Regions from separate parts of the Homo sapiens genome. Here all the other regions are linked to region 3. A link is a loop called in an ENCODE intact Hi-C map of the cell type or tissue named here. Cell type or tissue: PC-9. All regions are shown on one strand. Region 1 overlaps EOLA2-DT (EOLA2 divergent transcript). Region 2 overlaps MTM1 (myotubularin 1). Region 3 overlaps MTMR1 (myotubularin related protein 1). Region 4 overlaps MTM1 (myotubularin 1).

Region 1 (2,500 bases), 750 kb before region 3:
ATGGCGGTTGTCCAACTTTATTGTGAACTCTCTTATTGTACTAGTGTTTAAAAGCAGATAAGCTGTTACCTCTTGAATCCCACAGGCTGTCTAGTTATACTGGTCAGGATCTCTTCCAGCTCAATTTTTTAAAAAATCCTTTGCCTTGACTTCCAAAGGCACCTGTTAAGAGTGGACTTCTCAAGCTGTGTAAAGTACTTTTGGCATAATCAAGTCTATGTTGTTCCATGAAGCTCTAAGTCCAGAGTAACTGTCTTTAGTTGATCATATTGAAAGCAAGAACATCATTTCAAACAAACCAAGTCTGAGATATTTAACCCACATGTGCTTTCAGACCTGGTATGTATGAGCTTGAGCAATGAAGCCTTATTCCATTTTGATGTTATAAAAAATGGAGGGATTTCCCTGCAGTCAGTTTCACAGCCACTATTTGACTTATATTTGAAGGGGGAAAGATAAGGGCTGTGTTCTTTTGATCTGAATTTTTCTGTTCTTAAAAGTTTTCTTTTCTAAGAACACTAGTCAGTACCTGGAGACACTCCGACATATTTAAAGAATTAATTTGCTTTATTGAAAAAAGTTGTTTCTTTAAACATTTAAATAATTACTTTTTCTTCAGTGACAAATTAGTTTGCTTTAATGAAAAAAAAGGTTTTTTTCATAACTTTCATTACATGAACCTTTAGCAAAGGAGATTTCTCCCATTATATACTTCTTATGATCAACAAATTCCATCATCTCCCCACTAAGAGAAAGTACTCCAAGATGATAGAATGATTTTAAAGTTATGGGACTACAACAGCAGCCACAGGAACCTTGAGTAAGTACCATGAACCCTGACCCTCAGCGTTAATTTGTAAGCCTTTGGCAGTGAGATGGAATGTCTTCCTTCAGTTTGAAACAAAGGAAACCTATTGCATCGCACGTAAATTTGTATATTGATGCTATATTGACTTTGTAGCTGCCATGCCTTCATACAGACACCTCATCCAGCCCCCACTGTTCCACTTATTGTGATGGTTTGTATATCTTTATTTCAAAGAAGATCTGTTTGAACCGTGTTTAATTTCTTCTTTGACCTGCTTTCATCACTGCCCATGCCTACCCTGGTGGCATTCTCATCCACGAGACTACCACATCCATGCCACTAGGTGGCATTCTCATCCATGAGACTACTGCACCCGTGCGCACGTCAAGAAGTAGCCAAGCCATGGGCTGGATTGTGCTTTTCCTGAGAGGATGAAAGGCTTCATGGATACATGCTAGTATCCATGTTCCTCTATTCTCAAGTCAGGCACCAAGATGATGTTTCATACCTGCCTGCCTTTCAAAGTCTCATAAATGTTCATTGAATATCCACTCTATGCAAGGCACTAGGGTAGTCACAGAGGCAAGGTTTGAGCTAAACTACAGGCCCTGCCCTCCAGGAGCTCCCGGTCTCATGGCAGGGTGCAGAAGCCAGAATAGAGGGCCATGGCATGGGAGAGAACTCTGCTGACCGGGAGCTCTGAAGGGTTAGGGGTCCATGAGCCTGATTTATGGGGTCGTTGCCATAGGATTAGGGGCTCCCTGGCATACAGTGAATGGAGAGACTAGCATTGCTGTGTTATTTCACTGAGAGGGCACCAATGTTCAGCCTCTGAGACCAGGGGAGGAAAGCAGTGGCCATGAATGTTCCCTCCCATCCCGGGGACTGACTGGGCTCCTCCCACAGTCTCAGACACAGAGGAAGAAGTGTACTCACACTGCCCCAACACCAGTGAGTGGAAATATTTATAGGTCTCTCATTTGGTTTTAATTTTTATTTTTTTATTTTTCAGAAATTAAAAAAAAAATCACACTCACAAAATTAACCATTACCCACATTCCTACCAACAAGAAGTAACCATTCTTAACCTTGTAATATGTTGGTTTCCAGATTTATGTTTATGCTTTAAAAAATTATGCAGACAACATATTAGCACATTGCCCCTTTTCTCATTTGTTTTAATCCATGTTCTTCCCATTTATACAGGAGCAATTCTTGCATTCAGTTATGGGATACTATAAATGCCTAGTATAATGGCAGCAGAGAGAATTACTATGGTTGTATACCTTTTCTCGCTCCTTGCTCCTCAAATGCCTTAGAGTTTAAAATCTATTGTGGAAAGTTTGTGAAATGCAGAACGGTGAAAATAAACAAATTACCAGTGGTTCTTTGGCTTCGGGAGAACTGTAATTGATGTTCATTTTGGTATATTTCCCTCCAGTATTTTTTCCATATGGTTTTATTTTTAAAAATTTTACCCCATATATATATACATATATATATACATACTAACTACTCACAAAATTAAAAATTAAAAAAATTAAAAATGTATAAAATGAAAGAAAAAAATTAGCCTCATTTTGTATTTACTATTTTATAATCTGCCTTTTTGCTTAATCTTCTTTGTCATTATATGTTCTTCTACCTCATGATTTTTAATAGCTGCCTAGTATTCCATTGTATAGCCATAGT
Region 2 (2,500 bases), 72 kb before region 3:
CCTATGGCCCGACTGAAATTTACAACTTGATGAGGGTCTTTCTCAATAATAAATAATTTTTATTTTTAATAATTTCTCAAATTATTAAAATAATAAAAAATATTAAAAAATATTTTAATAATTTCTCAAATAATAAATCTTTTAAATGTGTAGCAAATTGCTCCTTTAAAGTGGTCTCATGTCTCTTGTCTCTCTTGATACCAGGGCCATAGAGGGAAAGGAAGGCAGATCTCATATGTGCTGTGCATTATAGATTGGAAGGTGGAGGTTTAGGTCCCACTGGTACCTTCTCCAAGGCTCCCAGTTCTGAGCCTTTGGACTCTTATTAGGCAGGGGCTACAATGGTGTTTTTAATTGATCTCTAGCATGGTGCAAGGACCATATTTGTTCTGAGAATGAATAAATATTACTGTATAATCTTTTCTCAATAACCTGTTGTCATTATAAACACTCATTTTTATAAACATCAATGTTTGTCATTTGCCATCATGGGGTAGGTAACTTCAGAGACATCAGGGAATTTGGTGTTATGTTGAGTGAGCCCACATGATTAAGCTTCTTTCGTTCTTTGTATCTGCATTTTGTAGTTTTTGCTAACTGACTTTCCTGGCTGCTGGGCCTGCCTCTATAAGCTAACACGAGCCAGTGTTTATTGCAGACTTTCTGGGCATTCTTCTTCAGGCCACCGAGCAACCCTATGAGATTATATTATTCTCCCCATTTTATGGAAGAGGAAAGGGAAGCCAGAGAAGCTGCGAGTGAAATGCCTGAGGTTAGAACCACGGCAGAGATGGCACTAGACCCCAAAGTCCACATTGTCGCCCACTGTGCTGCAGTTCTCCAGCTTCCCATTTTTAATAGCTTTATTGAGATCTACTTCACATACCAAACAATTTCCCATCTCAAGTGTACAATTCTGTCGTTTTTGGTATATTACATTATTAGCTACCTTTTACGTGTATTACTTTTCACATGCTATGAGCTTGGCAACCAGGGAGCAAATGTGCTAGACTTGTGTATAAAGTTAGAGAAGATAGGTTCTGAATCAGGGCTTGATGAGGTCTCCTAGGCATTGGATGTCCACACTGCACTGTGGAGACGAGCAGATCTATGCTCTTTGGGCTGTCCTGAGATCAGTTTTGCTCTGCTCAGGTTTTCTTCCTTCCTGTGTTAGATTCTAGAATTGAGACTGTTGGGAAAATGATCTGTAGACAGAGTTGGTATTATGAGAAACATATTGTACCAGAGACAATTTCCTTTACCTCTCACTTTTTGCCAAAGCTGCTTCTATATGATAACAAATCCAGTGCAAGCTACATAATTAAAATAGGATCAAGCTTTCAATTTCCTTTAAGTGATATAACTATTTTTAGGTAAGCAATTAATTTATATTGGATGTGGTGCTAATTAAGAAAAGACTGGTAATTGTACTTGTTTCTGAGTTATATTATTAAATGCATGTCTCTGGGCACACACACGCAGTGAGATTGCAAGTGAACAAGTATTCTATTTTAGCACAATCAGATTCACTTCTTGATAACCGTCAGTGCTTTACTGTTTTACAGTTTTAATTGTTTGCTTGGAGATTTGCTTTCTTGATAGCTTAAACTTTCTGACTTAACCATAGGTGCTGTCATGGATTCATCCAGAAAATAAGACGGTCATTGTGCGTTGCAGTCAGCCTCTTGTCGGTATGAGTGGGAAACGAAATAAAGATGATGAGAAATATCTCGATGTTATCAGGGAGACTAATAAACAAATTTCTAAACTCACCATTTATGATGCAAGACCCAGCGTAAATGCAGTGGCCAACAAGGTGAGTGGACTTAATGATGTGCTGGACACTTAGCTTACATATGGAGTGCAGTGTTTTCTGTGAATGTTTTTGCCATGATATAGAAACACGTGGGTTTAAATTAATAGTTAAGAAAACCAGTTCTCTTAGACAGAAAGTAGTTTTAATCACAAAACTTAAACAAAATTGAATATATCAAAATCAAATGCAAATAAACTTTAGGTAAATAGGCATGTCTAGACTGTAATGAAATTGGGTTTTGGCCAGGACCTTGGCAGGAAAAAGTTAGATTCTCTTTAAAGCCCTTTCAGCTGTGGATGATCACTCATTGTGTACACTATTGGGGCATCTGTAAGAAGCTATGGGAAGCTGTAATTATTAAAATACTAAATTTGCATGCTTACTCAAACACTCCCTCCCCCATACCCGTATATACTCACATATGTGTATTCTCATTTACATAAGATAATTCAAGAAATGAGTAGGTCCACGTATGTGAGTTTTCCAGGCACAAACATATACACAAAGTTGACCGTTTTCAAAGAAGTCTGTCTCAATTGACTTTTTGCTGTAAGCAGAATATGCTGAATGCACTTAAAATTGATTAGGGTCATCATGAACATCAGTGACTGCATAGTGTTGCCTTCAGAAGCTGCTGCAAGGTGTATGGCTGTTTGCTTGCTCTACTAAATGGCCCCAGATTGA
Region 3 (2,500 bases):
GAGTCCCTTCTCCTAACAGCAGCTTCATAAAGGGAATCTACTATACTCACCAAAGCAAACAAAAAAACCTCCAAGCTTTTAAAACTCTTCTCTTGAGTTTCTATGCTAAAGCTAAATGTGTTTCTTTTACAAAAGGAATCTCCTACGGGGAAATCTGAAGCAATTGGGTCACTTCTTTGTTTTATTCCAGTAGTTGTTCTTTTTTGCCATTTAAAAGGCATGTCCCAGATTTATCAATTAGAGGTTTGCCTTACTATGTCTCACTGACATATAAATGCACAGAAGTTTCAAGCCAAACTTGACATGACTATGGGAAGAGAAGAGAAATGCTTGATTTTCAACTTCTATCTTGAGAGCATTGTGTATTCTTAAAATGGTCCTAATCACCTCTGTCTCCTATATGCAACATTTTATTAGCTAGTCCTGGATTGAGGACTTTAAAATGTTTGATGTGGCTTGCTCTAAATAGAGAGAGTCATACCTTTCCTAAGCTCCTCCAGATTCAGTTGATTAAAGCAGCTTGCTTTAGTAATTATATTTCAAAATAATCTATTTTCACTTATTTTTAACATATAAGAAACTTAAGTCTGTATAATACATGATAATATTTAGCCATTAAAATAGGCTTTAACAACGTAACATTTGAAGTAATTTAAAACTCTGATATTGATTAAAATAGCTTTCTCACTTCATGAGATGCTATACAGTTAGTCACTAGTTCAGGCAATAAAGCAGAGTTTCAAATTAAGGCTTCTAAGATTGGAGATCTTTTAGTGTTTCTAAAACCAGACATTTATAAGTATACCTGTTAGTTTATGCTTTATTGCATAAAATATATTTCCAAAACAGATGTGAGTATAAAAATGAATCCATTAATCGTTCTCCACACCTACCCTTAATGTGTTTACTTCCAAAAAATTTTGGCAGAAAATGTCTTTAAAAACCAGTCTGGGCTAAAAATTTGAATTGAATTAACTGTTTGGAGGTAACGATGATTCCTAATCTATATTATTTTAACCATGCATCTTTGGATAAGGAGGAGGATGGACCATGTCATTTTGTGGTCTCCCAGTAGAACTAACATAGCCCTGACCAACATTTAACATTGAATTTGTTATTTATAGTTTGGCTTTCTTCCCTGTATAAAATGTGATGAAACTACTATGTGTAGTATTTCTAAATTGACCTTTAGGTCCTTTAATAAAACATAGTGAAATATTCTTGTAACTATGAAAATAATTACTATTTTGAATTTTCAATAATTTAGAATTATAAAAGACATCCATTTAAAAATATTTTGCTTTACAAAATTATGCTGAAAGCGTAGTATTATTCGACCTATTTTCCACTGAACACTAGTGGCCTCCGATGTTAACAGGTGGAAAAAGCAGTCCCGATCAAATAGGTATGAGGAATGCATTATACTGTGGCGCCCTCTTGCGGATTCGGTGTGCATTGACACACTAAAGATGTCTCACTAAAAAAAGCAAATGAGGCCGGGCGCGGTGGCTCACGCCTGTAATCCCAGCACTTTGGGAGGCTGAGGTGGGCGGATCACCAGGTCAAGAGATGGAGACCATCCTGGCCAACAATGTGAAACCCCTGTCTCTACTAAAAGTACAAAAATTAGCCGGGCGTGGTGGTGTGCGCCTGTAGTCCCAGCTACTCGGGAGGCTGAGGCAGGAGAATTGCTTGAACCCGGGAGGCAGAGGTTGCAGAGAGCTGAGATTGTGCCACTGCACTCTAGCCTGGCGACAGAGCGAGACTCCATCTCAAAAAAAAAAAAAAAAAAAAAAAAAGGAGAAGAAAAAAAGCAGCTGAACTTGTTTTGCTTAACCCAGCATTTCCCAAACTTTTATTTATTTATTTATTTTTTAAGACCTATTCACATCTCTTGGGAAAGTAATGCTCTATGAAATACAGCTTTGGAATTGCTGGGGGTTCTGATCACCTTATTCTTATTCATGACACATTATGTCAGAGATGCCAAGGAGAAAGTGACTGGTTTCCTTGGCAGCGTCTCACAGGGTGGCGGTACCTTGGAATAGACCCCGAGTTCAGGCTTTGGTCCCTAGCTTTGTAGTTCAAGAACACCATTTTCTCACCTCCCCTCAATTATCTGGCACTATCCAACCAAGCTCACAAGGGAGTGGCTACTGGGCTGCAGTGCCAATCTGCTAATTTAAAAACGTGGGCGTGTATTTTTCTGGCCATCTAAGGTATCCTTTTCCTAGCATCATTGTAGCCAGGAAACCTAGTAAATCATTAGCAATTTGCTTGGTGAGTATGAAATTACTGCAAAGTAAATTGTCTTGAGACATGCCTGACGAAAACACCCTGCTCCGCAGCAGGGATTGGAATACTGTTGCCTGCCAGATGAGAGCACACTCTCTCATGGCCTGGATTGGGTGAACACTGACAACTTCACTCTTCATGTCCCTGGTCATACGCTTTGTGCATGCATGTCCGTGTGCACGAGCACACACAGACACACACACAC
Region 4 (2,500 bases), 130 kb before region 3:
GGAGTCAAGTGTTTTCTTTTTTTAATGGAAGGAGGCATATTTGAAGGTAAACTACTGTAAGGCTGATTGGAGTCTTGGCAAGGTTAGATTGATCATCTTAGAAAACCTGTGTGCAGAATGGTTAGGCAATCAAGGATATGGTATATTTTGTGGACAACCAACCTAACATATTAGCACCAGTTTGGGGAATGACTTAAGAGTTCACTGGGCTGGGTGTGGTGGCTCATGCCTGTAATCCTAGCACCACAGGAGGAGGCCGATGTGGGCGGATCACTTGAGGTCAGGGGTTCAAGACCAGCCTGGCCAACGTGGCGAAATCCTGTCGCTACTAAAAATACAAAAATTATCTGGGCATGGTGGCGCACATCTGTAATCCCAGCTACTCAGGAGGCTGAGGCAGGAGAATCACTCAAACCCAGGAGGCAGAGGTTACGGTGAGCTGAGGTGGTACCACTGCACTCCAGCCTGAGCGACAGAGTGACACTCTGTCTCAAAAAAAAAAAAAAAAGCATAAAGCATCTCTGGTAGGAGGAAGGGAACTGGTATTTGAGCATCTTTGTTATGCCATCTGCTGTGCTATAATTTTACCTGTTCCTCATGACAGCACTGTGAGGGCTGGCGTCACACCCATTTTACAGACTGGAAACTGCAGTAATTAAGTGAGAGAATTGGGATCTGAGACACAAATTGGTCTGAATACAGAATCCCTTCCTTTTTTTCAACTGTATCACACTGTTTTGTAGGTGGGCGCATAGTGGCATTTTGACAAGCTCTCAATGGTGGGGTTAATAGCTTGTTTTTTAGTTTAAGAGAATATGATTATTATGTACTTCGGCTGAAGACGGTTCACATGGGAATTATTTTAACAGCTTAATGCAGGGCGTGACAGCCTGTTTTTGTAAATAAAATTTTATTGGAATATAGCCCATCATTTATTTACATATTGCTGCTTCAGTGCTACAACGCAGTACTGAGTAGTTGCAACAGAAATGTCTGGGTATCTGGCCCTTTACACGGAAAATTTGTCAGTCCCTTGTTCAAAGGAAAATGTATAAAAATGAACCAAACTTCTGCTTTTGCAGATCATAGTTTATTTTCATGTGAGTTGAGCACTTCTTCCCCCCAAATAAACAAATATATGTGTTAAATTGATGGTGTACCTGGTCTCAAAATGGCTGGAATATGAACATTTATCTTGGTTCACAGTGATTTGGTTGAGGACGTCTCAAGGTATGTTTCATTTTTTTGCATCCTAGGTGGCCTACAATCCAAGCTACTTTAATGCAAAAAATCAGAATAAATTTATAGTAAATCCTGTGTTTACTGGCACTCCAGGTACAGAACTCTGTGAATGGTTCTCATTGGGGGTGACGCTCCCCCTAGAGGCCAAATTGGAAATGGGGGCATGTTTTGGTTATGGTGTAATTCATTGAAAAATACATTATTTTATTATAAATCACTGTCCTTTTATTTCTCCTTTATATTGGAGTTAGTACAGTATATTGATTTTGTATCATGTTTAGATTGAGGATATCCATGGTTTTCATTTCAGCCTAGCAAAGGGGACTTTACAGAAATTTGTTTTATAAAAAGGGAGTTTCGGGTCTGATGGTATTGAGCACCACTGCCAAAGAGATTTGGCATCTTTTTGAAAACAGACTTCTAAGTAAGGACAACTACCTTAGAAAGACCTGGAATTCTGAACGGAGAGGCTGCTTGTTCTCTGACAAACTTTAGAAGTCAAGTTTTAAGTCTCAGTATGTTTCCATAAGCAGCATCTTTCCAGAGAAAGAGCATGATTGAACTTAACGTAAATGCCAACACAGAGTCATAAACCACATTAAAGGCTCATCAAAAGACAAAAGCTGCATACCTTTGTCACTGTTTTGTTTGTATACAGAAAAGTTCAGAAAAACCACTCAGGGCCATTGATCTCAACTCAGGTGACGATGGGAAATAGAGCTCTCCGTGGTGTTTACAGTTTGCTTGCAAAGGCCCTATGAGGCAGAGATCAAAATTATTTTCTAGTTCTGCTGCTTTTAGATTCTTAACATAAGCGTTAAAATGGCATGCATTTTTTAATGTTTTTAGTTAATGTGTGCTTCAGGTTTGTGTATTGTTGTTTTTCATATTCAACAGAAAAGGAAAAACAGTTCCTTAGTCTGGAAAAAGGGCGCGGTGAAAGAGGTTTTTGTATCTGCCTCCACAGATTCAACTGACCAATCCCAGCCCCCTGTACTGGGACGGCTGTACCTTAATTTGAAATGTTCATGGAAAAGTCTATAAGGGAAGATAGCATTACTCAAATTATTTTCAGTGCAAATCGTTTCAAAGGGGTACAAGTTAACCCTGCAGTTAACTACATAACAGTATATACACTTAAATTTGCTGCCCAGAACCACCCTGCCTGGACCATCCTGATCAGCCAAGGCCTTGTCGTACCATTTCAAACATGAGTTTGTATGAACTTGTGGCTTAAGTGAAATATTACACTGCCAAC

The links. Peaks named below come from ENCODE experiments on the same cell type or tissue, not always from the same donor. Only the 100,000 strongest peaks of a DNase experiment are listed, where the experiment ranks them.
Region 1: it touches region 3 in a loop (6-fold over the local background); 34 of 110 quality-filtered maps call a loop at or near these places.
Region 2: a loop joins it to region 3, with 2.6 times the contacts of the local background. A loop is called at or near these places in 2 of 110 quality-filtered maps.
Region 4: it touches region 3 in a loop (4-fold over the local background); 6 of 110 quality-filtered maps call a loop at or near these places.

What each region holds. Positions count from the first base shown.
Region 1 is chrX:149,961,897-149,964,396 of GRCh38, forward strand. It overlaps EOLA2-DT (EOLA2 divergent transcript), which reads left to right. Exons shown (of 12, transcript NR_027456.1): 9 at 687-820. Among named protein-coding and RNA genes, the nearest start is that of EOLA2-DT, 25 kb to the left of the region's middle. In PC-9, CTCF peaks have their summits at 1,155 (motif pointing right) and 1,360; a DNase peak (open chromatin) is centred at 1,155.
Region 2 is chrX:150,644,056-150,646,555 of GRCh38, forward strand. MTM1 (myotubularin 1) reads left to right here. Exons shown (of 15, transcript NM_000252.3): 9 at 1,628-1,816. Among named protein-coding and RNA genes, the nearest start is that of MTMR1, 48 kb to the right of the region's middle. In PC-9, no CTCF peak of the experiment used is centred here; no DNase peak of the experiment used is centred here.
Region 3 is chrX:150,715,584-150,718,083 of GRCh38, forward strand. The region is part of intron 3 of MTMR1 (myotubularin related protein 1); the gene reads left to right. Among named protein-coding and RNA genes, the nearest start is that of MTMR1, 23 kb to the left of the region's middle. In PC-9, CTCF peaks have their summits at 1,425 (motif pointing left) and 1,624; a DNase peak (open chromatin) is centred at 1,428; H3K27ac peaks cover 269 bases.
Region 4 is chrX:150,586,422-150,588,921 of GRCh38, forward strand. All of the region lies in intron 1 of MTM1 (myotubularin 1), which reads left to right. Among named protein-coding and RNA genes, the nearest start is that of MTM1, 19 kb to the left of the region's middle. In PC-9, a CTCF peak has its summit at 1,383 (motif pointing left); no DNase peak of the experiment used is centred here.